2 separate regions of the Homo sapiens genome follow, and region 2 is linked to region 1. The links are chromatin contacts, found by Hi-C in ENCODE. All regions are on one chromosome and are shown on one strand. Each heading gives the region's core, a stretch centred on a gene start or an enhancer-like site at or near the end of the contact. The rest is flanking DNA. Distances are from core to core; before and after follow the strand shown.

The links. A loop is a pair of places that touch in the nucleus more often than their neighbours do. Pooled maps may share reads with other maps.
Region 2: a loop to region 1 is called in a pooled map, with 11 times the contacts of the local background. The contact joins the promoter of APOL2 here to the promoter of IFT27 in region 1. A Hi-C loop is called at or near these places in 9 of 50 pooled maps.

What each region holds. Positions count from the first base shown.
Region 1 is chr22:36,771,273-36,778,675 of GRCh38, forward strand. It overlaps IFT27 (intraflagellar transport 27), which reads right to left and starts at 4,847. Exons shown (of 7, transcript NM_001177701.3): 1 at 4,402-4,847. The coding sequence starts at 4,435. RefSeq lists silencers at 4,409-4,468, 4,599-4,648 and enhancers at 4,547-5,110, 4,889-5,148, 5,676-6,239.
Region 2 is chr22:36,238,154-36,244,822 of GRCh38, forward strand. It overlaps APOL2 (apolipoprotein L2), which reads right to left and starts at 1,374. Exons shown (of 5, transcript NM_030882.4): 1 at 1,288-1,374. RefSeq lists enhancers at 301-815, 1,353-1,602, 1,613-1,662.

The DNA of each region.
Region 1 (7,403 bases), core at 3,597-6,096:
CCCTTTTCCTCTTCCAGTCCTCTAGCACCAGTGTCATTCACATCCTACTGAAATCCTCACTGTTGAAATGCCGAGTAGAGTTGCTGGTTTTTGCCTGGCCCCTGACTTATGTAGTCCTTGGTACCAGGAGTGGTCTTAAAACATGGACCCTCCAGGATGGTTTGGAACTGGTTTGGTGTGTCTTGCCCTGAACACAGGGCTGGGCTCCTCCCAGTGGGAAATGGGTCCTGGTGCTCTGTGGCATGTGCTGGGGTCACGCGGCAGGTGACTGAACTCCTGAGGTGCCGGGACCAGCCGGGCAGGGCCCCTTCCTCAGGGGTCCGGATCCCAGCTCCCTGGGTCTCTTCAAGCTTCTGACAACCCCGACCTCTGCCCGCCAATCTGTGTCAACTCAATGCTGCCTTCTTGCTTCCTCAGTTCTCCAACACTTGATGAAGCAATTCCATACATTAAAATTTCTCTGCTGAAATGACGACTGCGTTTTCTGTCTTCCCGACTGTGCCTTGAACACTTCTTTTCTCTTCTTTTTTCTCCCGGCTGTTATCCACCCAGTGGGTGGCATCAACAGGTGGACCCCCATGACACAGTGCCTCCATCTTGGCAAACCTTCACACAAACCCCACTGAGGATTCCTTCATAGCCTACCCATCTCCACGGTCAGCCCTAACCCACCTTCCCACTCTCTCCCTAGTAATCCCTTACCCCAAATCTGGGCTCTGCATTCCTGTTCGCCCAGTCCCTGGAAATTCCTCAAGGCCACCTCCTTCCAGGTACCCCTAGACCAAATTCAAATCCTGTCCATTCTCTGCAAGGAAAGCTCAAAGAATACCCTTCCTGCACAGCCTCTGAAGGCCATCTCTCCCTCCTTCATCTTTATCTGTGTGGCTAACGTGGATCGTTGCTCAGTGGTAGCGCACGATGTGATGTCAGAGCAACCCTCCCAGGAGGCTCTATTACCATCTCCATGTATATCAAGAGGCAGCATATTATGGTACTTAAGGGCACAGACTCTGGAGCCAGACTCCAGCTCCATCACTTTCTAGCTGTGTGAGTTTAAATCAGTTACTTAACCTCTCTGTGCCTCAGCTGCAACATGTATAACCTAAGATAATCATAGCACCTACCCCACAGAATTGTTATGAGGATTTAATGAGTTAATATGCACAGTGCCTGGCATATATAAGTACTATTTAAGTGTTTTTTTAAAAGTAAACAAAATACAGATCAATGTCAAATGTTGTTTTCTTTCTTCTCCAGAACCAGAACAAGTAGCAGCTGTGCCTGGAGGCATTTCCCCGCATCTGGCACACAAAGGGCATTCACTTTGTGTTCGCTGTGTTAGAACGTATCACACGCATCTTAGTTCTTCCTTGAGTGCAACTGACTCATGCTTGCAGGCCCACTGCACCTTGCACGGTGACTCTGACGTAGTAGGTGCTCAGCGAGTATCTGTTCAATGCATAAACACTTGAACTGAACGTCAGGTCCTTCAATGACCAGTTATGTGAGAGAAAAAACAGAGTAACTCAGTTTAAACAGTAGGGCTGTGGGTCATGGATGGAAAAATAAAACCAATGGCATGTGTGTGGTGGGGGTGGGTGGACAGGTGTCAGAGGGGGCTGATTTCTGGGCTGAGGTCTTTTGGTCCCTGGAAACTTCCAAGAGGAAATGCTGTGGAATCCCTGAAAAGAGGCTGCAGATTGAGGCGCAGGCTGGAGTTCAGGAGCCACTAACTAGGCAGTGGCTGCACTCAGGTGAAAGAACTACCCAAGGGAGTTGGGGGTAAAGAAGGGCACAAAGAGGCCGGGCATAGTGGGTGGCTCACGCCTGTAATCCCAGCACTTTGGGAGGCTGAGGCAGGTGGATCACTTGAGGTCTGGAGTTCAAGACCAGCCTGACCAACTGGTGAAACCCCATCTCTACTAAAAATACAAAAATTAACTGGGCATGGTGGTGTGTGCCTGTATCCCCGGCTGCTCGGGAGGCTGAGGCAGGGAATCATTTAAACCCAGGAGGTGGAAGTTGCAGTGAGCTAAGGTTGTGCACCACTGCACTCCAGCCTGGGAGACAGAGTGAAATTACGCCTCAAAAAAAAAGGTCCGGGCACAGTGACTCACGCCTGTAATCCCAGCACTTTGGGAGGCCGAGGCGGGCAGATCACCTGACGTCAGGAGTTCAAGACCAGCCTGGCTAACATGGTGAAACCCAGTCTCCACTAAAAAATACAAAAAATTAGCTGGGTATGGTGGTGGGCGCCTGTAATCCCAGCTACTTGGGAGGCTGAGGCAGAAGAATCGCTTGAACCCAGGAGGTGGAGGTTGCAGTGAGCTGAGATTGTGCCATTGCACTCCAGCTTAGGCAATGAGAGTGAAACTCCGTCTCAAAAAAAAAAAAAAAAAAAATAGAAGGACACAGAGGAGCACTACTTGAGGACAGAGTAGCTTGGGCTAAAGCCCTGGAAATCAGATTGGGACCCAGGGTCTGGATCATACAGCTCTGCCACTTCCAGCTCTGTGACCCATGGCAAATGTTCTCATTTTTCTGGGCCTCAGTTGCCTCATCTGTAAATGAGGATGGCAATAATGCCAATCCCACAGGGTTGCTATGAGGATTCAATGAGACCACCTGTATTGAGGGTCTAGCAGAGCTGATGCACCCAAAGCGCCAGTAAGTTAGCTCCATGATGAAAACCGAATTTAAAAAGAACCCAGAGAGAAGCCCATTTAAAAAAAAAAGTAACTTCAGAAAATAATGTTCCCACCTTATCCATAAGGAAATTAAAGCTCAAAAAGTGCTTCGTCCAAGATGACACAGCCAATAAGAGGAACAGGCAAAATTACTTTTGTTACACAACACTGCCTCCTCTGGTGCTCTGGAAACTGGAGATTCTCCTGAGAACCATTAATTTATTTTGCTCCAGTATGATTCAGTTACTACTGTCAGTCATCTTTCTGTGTGACCCTTTTATTTTCAAATTATAAAAGCCATTAAAAATATTATCATTTATTCTCAGTCTGGAAGAGGGGAATTTTTTAAAACAGGAATCTCTTTTTCTCTATATAATTTCTCACCACTTCTTTCCTGAGCTGGCCAGGGAAGCCTGGAAAGGTCACAGGTTTCAACAGAAACACGAGTTAAGAGTTTTGGAGTTGGCCAGATCTAGGGGCTGAAATCCTGCATAGGGCCTTCACTAGGGGTTGACCTTGGCTGACATCTCTCAGTGCCTCAGTAAGATCAGAACAATCCAGTACCTGGCCGGGCGCAGTGGCTCATGCCTGTAATCCCAGCACTTTGGGAGGCCGAGGTGGGTGGATCACCTGAAGTCAGGAGTTCGAGACCAGTCTGGCCAACATGGTGAAACCCCAGCTCTATTAAAAATACAAAAAAAAATTAGCCGGGCATGGTGGCTTGCGCCTGTAATCCCAGCTACTTGGGAGGCTGAGGCAGGGGAATTGCTTGAACCAGGGAGGTGGAGGTTGCAGTGAGCCGAGATTGCGCCACTGCCCTCCAGCCTGGGCAACAGCGTGAGACTCCGTCTCAAAAAAAAAAAAAAAAAAGAAAAACAATCCAGTACCTAGCCCAGTGTGCTATGGTGAGACGATTACATGAAATATGTGTGCTTCACATGCAGTAAGCACTCAGTAACATGCATATGTGTTTCGCAGTCTATAATCCAAAATATTGTTTTTCTAAATGTGCAGACTGATACAAGGGGTACACTACAAATGTGCATGCCACATATTCACATATTCATCCATTCTAAAAGTATTTATTGAGTACCTACTATGTTCCAGGCATTGTTCTGGGTGCTTGGGATGTATCAGTCAACAAAACAAAGATTCCTGCCTTTGGGAGACTCAACATTTATGCCCTTCTTGGAGTGGGGCAGCACAGTAACTTTGGGTCTTAAAGACAACACACAAGTGCCTTTTGCAAACTCTGGTCACTACACTCAGGTCACCGTTATCAGAGGGGGTGAGGTCGGGGGAAAAATCCCATAGTAAAGACTACCAAAGTCACTGATGCCTAACTTTGGGGTACAGTATATGTTTAGCTGAAGCACTCAAGGTTTGCTTAAGCTTTGTTTGTTTTGTTTTGTTTTAACAAGTCTGCTTCTCCAGAGTTGTAACTAGTGATTTTTTAACGAGTCACCTCAACTGGTGAAGGTGGTCTCAGAGTATGTGACAGGGAGCAGGGGGAAATCCACTGGAGCTGCGAAGTGCCCTGGAAGATCATTCTTCCACGCCTAACGTAATTTACTGTATCAGTAATTGCAGTAACTCGCCTTTGGGAGAGAGAAAGGAAAAGGTAGGCAATTTAGGTGAACAAAAGCTCTGGATGAATTATGAAGGCTCTGGACTCCAGAGACCACCGTATTCAAGCGCAAGTTTTCAGACTCACCTGCCAGGATGCATTTGGCTGCCAGCTTCACCATGGTAACCAACACTCCCGCGAGCCGTACCCAGAGGACAAGAGCGGCTGCTAGAGACGCGAGTGGGTGGGCTTCGGGCCCTGGGCTGGCCTGGGACGGGAAGGTGGGGAGGGGAGGGCTGATCTCAAGGGTCAGTGGCCGCGACGGGACTGGGGATGACCGAGCCCGGCCCTTCTGGGCCGGGGGCGGATATCGGGCGCTGGGGGCGGGTGGGCAGGGGAGGGCTCCAGGTGGGCCCGGCTCGAGGCCTGACACGGCAGTCTGAAAAGGTGCAAGCGAGCGGACACGGCCTGTGCTCCCCGCCCAGCCCCTCAGCACAGCCCTACCCAGAGGGTTCAAGGAAGGACGATCCGGCTCTCCTCCGATCACAAGTACCGGGCCGGATGCACTCTCCAAGCAACCATAGCCCACCTGCCCCGCCTCCTCCTCCTCCTCGCTGACCCTCGATTGGTTGCCGCCAAAAGCTCCCACCCTCAAGGTCTCACAAAAATCCAATGGGAGTAGAGAGCTGGGATAACAGCCTTTTCTTGAGATGCAATTCGTAGAGTTATCAGTTCTTCAAGTTCAGTCTGCTTGACGAGTGGTTGTAATTGACGTCAACCAGCTTTATATCCCGCCCCCGCTGCGCCTGAGAGTCCCGAGATAAAGAAGCCTCCACGTCAAGCAGTCAGAAGCGGTGACAAGAGAAGCTTTCTGATTGGTCAGAGTCTGGCTTGACCCATCTTCGGGAGGAATAGGGATTCGCCACTCCCGCTGTCCTTCTAGAAGTGGGTTCGCCTACAATGGGGCAGGTTGGGCTCTAGGCGGTCTGGAGCGGCGCCTGCGCAGTGGGCCAGGCCGCCGCTGTAGAGGTCGTTTTGACTTGCTCTGACTTCGCGCGGTTCTCGCGGCTTCCCCGGTTCCCGGGTTCTGCACAGCGCGGCTATTAAAGTGCATGGAGAAGTGCAGTCCTTGCCCCGCATCCCGCAGGGAAATCTCATTTTAAAAGCTCAAAGATGTAATGAGCGTTAAAATCTAAAATATGAAGGTGTTTTATTAAAGTGATGTTTGTGAACAAAGGGAGAACAAATACACTTTGATGGGGCTAAGCGGTGAGACTCGGAAACTTGAAGTCGTACTTTGCTCTTAGTCCATTTACTCTCTGCAAAAGGAGAATGCATCACTAACCTCGTTTGCCCGTCACCCAGGGAGGCTCTCTGTACGCGTTTACTGGGTTGGGGGTGCCTCTTGCACGTGGTTAGGGGGTCAGAGACCTAAATCCCTGGCCTGGACAAGTCACCTCATCCCTCAGCCTCAGGATGGGCCTAGGAGAACCCGCCTTGTGGGGTGGTTGTGGAGATGGAAGGAGAGAAACGTATGAGTGCCTGGGAGATAGTAGGTGCACACGTGATTGTGGGGTGGATGGGAGAGCGGAAGCTTATCTGGACAGATTTGGTTTATCATCACTGTCACTGGTTGGCCGAATGTACCCCTTGTTCTCACTTTCTCAGGGCCCCTGGGATTCTGATGGCTGATGCTGAAGGGAAGAGCAGCCCCTCAGCAAAGGTGCCTGTGCGAAAGTTCCACATTCCCTCCAGACACCTAGAACATTCCACCTCTCCGCCACTCTGCATCTCAGAGTGGCTGCCAGCCTTGTGTGGGGGAATAAACACACACACTCTATGAATGGCTGATGGTTTCAGCCCCGAATCCAGAGTAAATGCAAGTTGTCTGAGATGTTCTTTCCTTGGGATTCATTCCTGGCGCTACGGTAAAGGTCTGTTTCTCCTTCATTTCTCGTAACTGCTTTTCTTCTTTGGTGACATCACGTGAGTCTGTCTCAGACATCCAGGTCTGAGTGAGCAAAAAGCCTCTTTCTGGTCTTCTGCCTTCCTCTTGCCGGCTCCCCTCCAGGCCAACCTGTTCACCATGAGTGACCCTGTTAATCCCTTAAAGGACCCCATTTGGTGAGTCACCCTCCCGAGGCAGCTCCACGTAGCTAAGACACAGACACACATCAGGGCAGCCTCCGAAGCCTTGGTTCCTTCATTTTGCGAGGTGGGTAATGACAGAGCCGGAGCATAGCCATCTTGGACAAGCACTGCCATTTTAAAGTTCTCCTTGATCAAAAACGGCCTAAATTCAACCCAAAGGGCATCAGCCTAATGGCTAATGTCAGAATGACCATAAACCACAAGTGACATCTCCAATCAGAAACATTCCAACCCTAAGATAAACCCACCCCCCGACCAGAGACATGCAGCCCCAAGATAACCTCCCCTCTGGTCAGAGAGATGTCAGCCCCAACATAACCCACCCTCAGACCGGAGACATTCCAACCCCACAGTAAACTTCTCCTCCACACAGAAACATTCCAAGCCTGTGGTAAGCTCTCTTGCCCTAAACCCTTAAATACTCTTAGTCTGTAAGAGAGAGCACTCCTGACTGAAATTGGCCAGAAGCCCCTCTCAGGTTTATGCTCCAAAATAAACCTGTATTTAACTGTTGAGCCACTTTTCATGTTTCTTGCCTCTTTCTTTAACTCTTGCAGGTAATAATCACACCTCCCTCCCAGGGCTGTTCTCTGTTCCCCACCCACTGTCTCCCTTTTGTTGCTGCTACTCTGTGTGATTTTAGTCAGCATTATCATAAGAGCATTGTAGAACTTTCTAGAGAGATGGTAAACACTTGTATGGTGAATTCTGTCCCCCTTCACCTCATGGACCCAAGGGCCTTCTATACATTTCTGTGACTGAAGGTAAGCTGAATGAGAGTCACTAGGTTTAAGGTGGTCAGAGAATTTTGGAGCCATGGGGGCTCCTGAGCAATTCGAGTTATCCCATTTCTGAGCAGCTCTAATAGTCACAGCTGGCCTATGTTGACCACAGACTTAAGGCTGGCCTTGTTCTAAGTGATTTTAGGGATTAATTAGTTTAATTTCACATTTACATTTGATATTCACAATAACCATGTATCATCCCCATTTGATAGA
Region 2 (6,669 bases), core at 124-2,623, 540 kb before region 1:
ACCCCCTACGACTGACCTGGATGCCCTCCGCCCTCCCTGGCACAGCCTGGCTGAAATCCCAGGTGCAGGAGGCATTACTTGAACTAAAAGCAACCAGCCTCTGGATGACATGGCCCAGCTTCAGTTTCACTTTCAGTTGAGAAATTGAATTTAATTTTTCTTTCTATCTTGATGGGCATCTCTTTTTGGTGAAGAACAAATAAGACCATGACTCATATTTCACAGAAATTACCCCCCTGATTTCATGGACTTTTGGCAGCTCTATCAAGTTTTTTAGAGGGGAAAAATCTTAGGCTGGGAGGGGAGGTGACTTGCCCAGAGTCACACAGCTCTTGGAGGGCAGAGGGGAGGCCAACATCTGCCCTTGTGACTCTGATATTGAAGCAAAAATGGGTGATTTTAATAATCCAACAGTGTCCAGGTTTGATTCTGCTTCTACAAACACAGAGACCTAAGCTCTCACTCCTGTAGTTATACTCACAATTCCACAGTGTGGCTTTTGAATCTCATGATTGCAAAGCTGGCATCATGCCACAGGTACCATTCTGCAATGCGACCTTCTCACTCCCCTGTCTCAGCCATGTTTCCCATTAGGGACACAGCACAGCCTGTTTCTTCTCTATCAGCTCAGAGGTCTGAACAGAGGGACAGAGGTGAGGGCCAGAGACGTGAAGTCCTATGATCTGCCTGCTCAGCCTCCTGACACGGGACCCTGGCAAGTCATTCCCCTCCCAGGGCCTCAGTTTCCCCACAGGGCCTGGCACAAGTAGGTGCTCAGACTCAGGGTGAGTGAGACAACCTCTGAGTTCCTTGTGTCTCAAAAGAAATCTGTTGTTCCCATTGGGCTTCAGCAGCAGCACCCTGGGGCCAGCCTGGGTGTGGCCCGGCCACAAGGACATGCCGGGCTCCAGGTCACCTCCCCTCCTCCACCTTCTTTGATTCCTTCAAATTTCCCAAAGAGATGGGCACCCCCAACACCTACCTTTCTTCTGGGGTCAGCTGGCCGTGTCTGAGGGTGTCAGAACCAGAGCTGAGCCCGGGGAGCTTTGTGAACCCATCTAAGCTGTTTTCCCCACCTCTCTCTACAGTTTACCCGCCCAGCAGGAGGGAGGGAGCAATCAGACTCAAGCCTGGGTGCAAATCCCGGCTCTGCCACTGCTTTCCTGTCTGATCTGAACCAGCTACCTAACCTCTCTGAGCTTATCTACAAAAGCTGAATGATCCTTCCCTTATAGAGCTATTGCAAGAATAAGGACATGGGGGTAGATCACACTATCCCCAACTTACCAAGGGATCTTCCTCTGACAGAGACTGAGCAAGATCCAACTGTTCTGAGCTGTGTGGATCCCACGTCCAGCTGTGCATCTGTGTAATAACCAGACACGTCCTCCGGCCTCCCAGATATACCCTGGAATTCGAAAGGGAAAGTGAAAGTCACAACTTCCCAGCAGCTCATGACCAAGCACAGTAAACACGCTGCTCCCCAGCACCACCTGCAGTCCAGGCCCAGCCTCCTTGCTGCTGCACTTAGAGGAGCAGCCGCAGACCAGACATCCGGGTCCCTCTCATCCAACCCACCTGCCTCACATCCTCAGGATTCAAGGTCTGCTGTGTCAGCTGCCCATGTCTCAGGCAGTCAGAACCAGAGTTGAGCCTGGGGAGTTTTTTGAACCCATCTGAGCCGCTTGCCCCCCAACCCCCGCCCCGATCTCTGCAGTTTAAGGGCACAGCAGGTGGGGGAGAGAAGTCAGACTCAAGCCTCAGTGCAATTCCAGGCTCTGCCCCTGTTTTACTGTCTGATCTGAACTAGTTACCTAACCTTTCTGAGCTCAAGAAAGACCTGCCACTGACTGACCGTGGGGCTCTCCAGATTACTCCCCGTCCTTCCGTTCCCCCACATTCCTCAGATGCCTGCCTTACTCCCACACATGCCATCAGCATCAGCACAGTCCCCCACACATGCTGGGTGGATGCTTATTGCATATTTATTGTAATGCTTCTGAGGTTATGTTTTCTGTTATGTTTTTGATATAGAGTCTTGCTCTGTAGCCCAGGCTGGAGAGCAGTGGCACAATCATAGCTACTTCAAGTGGCACAATCAAGCCATCCTCCCATCTCAGCTTCCGAGTAGCTGGGATTACAGGTGCCTGCCACTACACCCAGCTAATTTTTTGTAATTTTAGTAGAGATGGGGTTTCACCATCTTGGCCAGGCTGGTCTTGAACTCCTGACCTCAAGTGATCCACCTGCCTTGGCCTCCCAAAGTGCTGGGATTACAGGTGTGAGCCACGGCGCCCAGCCCATTGTATCCTTCTTGTGACTTTGTGTCTTCATAGCTTAGCTCCTACTAATAAATGAGAACATACAATATTTGGTTTTCCATTCCTGAGTTACTTCACTCAGAATAATGGTGTCCAACTTCATCCAGATTGTTACGGATGCCATTATTCCCTTCCTTTTTACAGCTGAGTAATATTCCATGGCATATACATATATAGGGGTGTGTGTGTGTGTGTGTGTGTGTGTATATACACACACATTTTCTTCATCCACTTGTTGGCTGATGAGCATTTAGGTTGGTTCCATATTTTTTCGGTTGCAAATTATGCAGCTATAAACATGCATGTGCGAGTATCTTTTTTATATAATAACTTTTCTCCTCTGGGTAGATACCCGGTAGTGGGATTACTGGATCAAATGGTATTCTACTTTTAGTTTTTTAAGGAGTTGCCATACTGTTTTCCATAGTGGTTGTACTAGTTTACATTCCCACCACCAGTGTAAAAGTTTTCCCTTGTCACCATATTCACACCATTTTAGCTAGGCTGGTCTTGAACTCCTGACCTCAAGTGATCCACCTGCTTTGGCCTCCCAAAGTGCTGGGATTACAGGTGTGAGCCACTGCACCCTTCTATTCTTCTTTGATTTTTAAATTATGGCCATTCTTGCAGGAGTAAGGTGGCAACTTATTGCAGTTTTAATTTGCATTTCTCTGATAATTAGTGACGTTGAGCACATTTTCATATTTTTTTGGCCATTTCATTTTGTATATCTTCTTTTGAGAATTGTCTATTCATGTCCTTTGCCCACTTTTTGATGGGATTATTTTTTTTTTCTTGCTGATTTGTTTGAGTTCCTTGTAGAAACTGGATATTAGTCCTTTGTCAAATGCACAGTTTGCAAATATTTTCTCCCACTTTGAGGGTTGTCTGTTTTCTCTGCTGATTATTTATTTTGCTGTGCAGAAGCTTTTTACTTTAATTAGGTCCCATCTCTTTATTTTTGTTTTCGTTGCATTTATTTTTGGGTTCTTGGTCCTGAATTCTTTGCCTAAGCCAATGTCTGGAGGAGTTTTTCCGATGTTATCTTCTAGAATTTTTATGGTTTCAGGTTTTAGATTTAAGTCTTTGATCCATCTTGAGTTGATTTTTGTATGAGGATACTGTTTCATTCTTCTACATGTGGCTTGCCAATTATCCTGGCACCATTTGTTGAATAGGGTGTCCTTTCCGCACTATACGTTTTTCTTTGCTTTGTCAAAGACTAGTTAGCTGAAAGTATTTGGCTTTATTTCTGGGTTCTCTATTCTGTTCCCTTGATCTATGTGCCTATTTTTATACCGGTACCATTCTGCCATTATGTACCTTTTTTTTTTTTTTTTTTTTTTTTTTTTGAGATGGAGTCTCTCTCTGTCACCCAAGCTGGAGTGCAGTGGTGCGATCTTGGCTCGCTGCAAGCTCCACCTCCTGGGTTCATGCTATTCTCCTGCCTCAGCCTCCCGAGTAGCTGGGACTACAGGCGCCCACCACCACACCTGGCTAATTTTTTTTTTTTTTTTTTTTTGTATTTTAGTAGAGATGGGGTTTCACTGTGTTAGCCAGGATGGTCTCGATCTCCTGACCTCGTGATCTGCCTGCCTTAGCCTCCCAAGGTGCTGGGATTACAGATGTGAGCCACTGCACCCAGCCCTTGTACCTTTTAAGTGAACCATTTAGCCCATTTTCATTCAATGTTAGTATTGAGATATAAAGTGCTGTTCTATTCATCAGGCAAGTTGTTGCCTAAATACCTTATTTTTTTCATTGTGTTATTGTTTTATAGGCCCTAAGGCTTATAAAACAATATGCTGTAAGGAGGTTCTATTTTGGTGTATTTCGAGGTTTTGTTTCAAGACTTAGAACTCCGTTTAGCATTTCTTGTAGTACTGGCTTGGTAGTGGCGAATTCTTTCAGCATTTGTTTGTCTGAAAAAGACTTTATCTCTCCTTCATTTATGAAGCTTGGTTTTGCTGGATACAAAATTCTTGACTAACAATTATTTTGTTTAAGGAGGCTAACAACAGGACTCCAGTCCCTTCTGGCTTGTATGGTTTCTGCTGATAAATTAGCTGTTAATCTCATAGATTTTCCTTTACAGGTTACCTTATGCTTTTGTCTCACAGCTCTTAAGATTATTTCCTTCTTCTTGACTTTAGATACCCTGATGACATGTGCCTAGGTGAGGATCATTTTGTGATGAATTTCCCAGATGTTCTTTGAACTTCTTGTATCTGGATATCTAGATCTCTAGCAAGGCCAAGGAAGTTTTCCTCAATTATTCCCTCAAATAAGTTTTCCAAACTTTTAGATTTCTCTTCATCCTCAGCAACACCAATTATTCTTAAATTTGGCCATTTAACATAATCTCAAATTTCTTGGAGGCTTTGCTCATTTTTTAAAATTCTTTTTTCTTTGTCTTTGTCTGATTGGGTTAATTTGAAAGCTGTGTCTTCAAGCTCTGAAGTTCTTTCTTCTACTTGTTCTAGTCTATTGTTGAAACTTTCCAGTGCCTTTTGTATTTCTTTCAGTGTGTCTTTCATTTCCAGAAGCTGTGATTGTTTTTTCTTTGTGATATCTATTTCTCTGGAGAATTTTCATCCATATTCTGTATTTTTTAAAATTTCTTTAAGTTGGTTTTCACCTTCCTCTGCTATCTCCTTGAATAGCTTAATAATCAACCTTCTAAATTCTTTATATGGCAATTCAGAGATTTTTTGTTGGCTTGTATCTATTGCTGGGGAGCTAGCAATAGCTTTGGGGGGTGTTATAGAAATATGTTTTGTCATATTACCAGAATTACTTTTCCGGTTCCTTCTCATTTGGGTAGACTATTTCAGTGGAAAGATCTGAAACTCAACTCCTTCTGTTCAGGTTCTTTTGTCCCACGGGTTATTCCTTGATGTGGTACTCTCCTTCTCCTAGGAATAGGGCTTCCTGAGAGCCAGACTGCAGTGATTGTTATTGCTCTTCTGGGTATAGCCACCCACTGGGGCTATACCAGCCTTTGGGTTGGTGCTGGGGAATGTCTGCAAAGAGTCCTGTGATGTGATCATCTTCTGGTCTCCTAGCCATGGATACCAGCACCTACTCTGGTGTAGGTGACAGGCGAGTGAAGTAGACTCCGTGAGAGTCATTGGTTGTAGTTCTCTTTAGTGTGCTGTTTTCTCCAATGCTGGTTATGCTAGCAGTGAAGCTGTCATGTGGAGAGACTGAGGACCTCTGGTCAGTCAGGATGTTGCGGGCAGTGGTATTAGCTCTTGTCTTCTCCTTCCTGGGAATAGGGTTATTCTGTCATGAGTTGCTGTAATGGCCTGAGTTGGTTGGTCTCCAGCCAGGAAGTGGCACTTTCAAGAGAGCACCAGCTGCGGTAGTAGAAGGGAGATACAAGCTTGCCCTAGGTTGACCAGGGTAAGTATTCTAGTTTCTCAGGTGATTGGCAGGGCCATAAAGCTCCCACGAGTTTATGTCTTTTGTGTTCAGCTACCAGGATAAGTAGAGAAATACCATCAGGTGGAGGGCAGGGTTAGCTGGGTCTGAGCTCAGACTTTCCTTAAGCAGGGCTTGCTGCGGCCACTGTGAGGGATGCAGATTGTCCTAAGGCCAATGGGGTTTGTTACAGAGGGGATTATGGCTGCCTCTGCTGTGCCATATAGTTCGCCAGGGAAGTGGGGGATAGCTGGCAGCGAGAGGCCTCACCCAGATCACATGCAGTTGGCAAGGCTGGCCTTGCTCCCGCAGTGCCCCACTAACAATGCCAAGTTTAGATTCAGGCAGCCTGTGCGCAGAACTCAGACCTTGTCCCAGGCCATAAGCTTCTCCACTGAGAAAGCAAGCATGGCTTTCAGGCCTTGCCTCTCCCCATCTGCCCACAGTGTCAGTGGTGGCTCCTGGGCTCATATTTGCAGAAGTTCCTGTTCTCCCCCTGGATTCTGCTCAAGAAAATTCAAGCCCAGTAGAAATTATTAGAAAATCCATCTGGAAGCTTCTTTCACCCTGTGACCCCTCCCAAATTCTGCTGGCTGCTTTCCCCAAAGGCCTCTGTGAGATACCGCCAGGGATGGTGCCCTGGGCTTGAGCTGGACACTGGGAATGCCTACAGGATTCTTCCCACTTCTGCTTCTACTTTTACATTTTGCATGGTTCTCTGAATCCATTTCAGCTATGGGTAAGGTTAAATCCCTCTCCTGTAATCTGGATTTTCAGATTCCCCAGGGGCGATGTGTGTTTGGAGGCAGATTTTCCCTCCCTCACACTTTGGGAACTCCCAGTTTTTTGCCTGTCTCATAGAATTGGCAAGGAGCATGCCACTTCTTTCAAAGGATCTGTGAATTCTTTCAGTTTTCCTGGTACA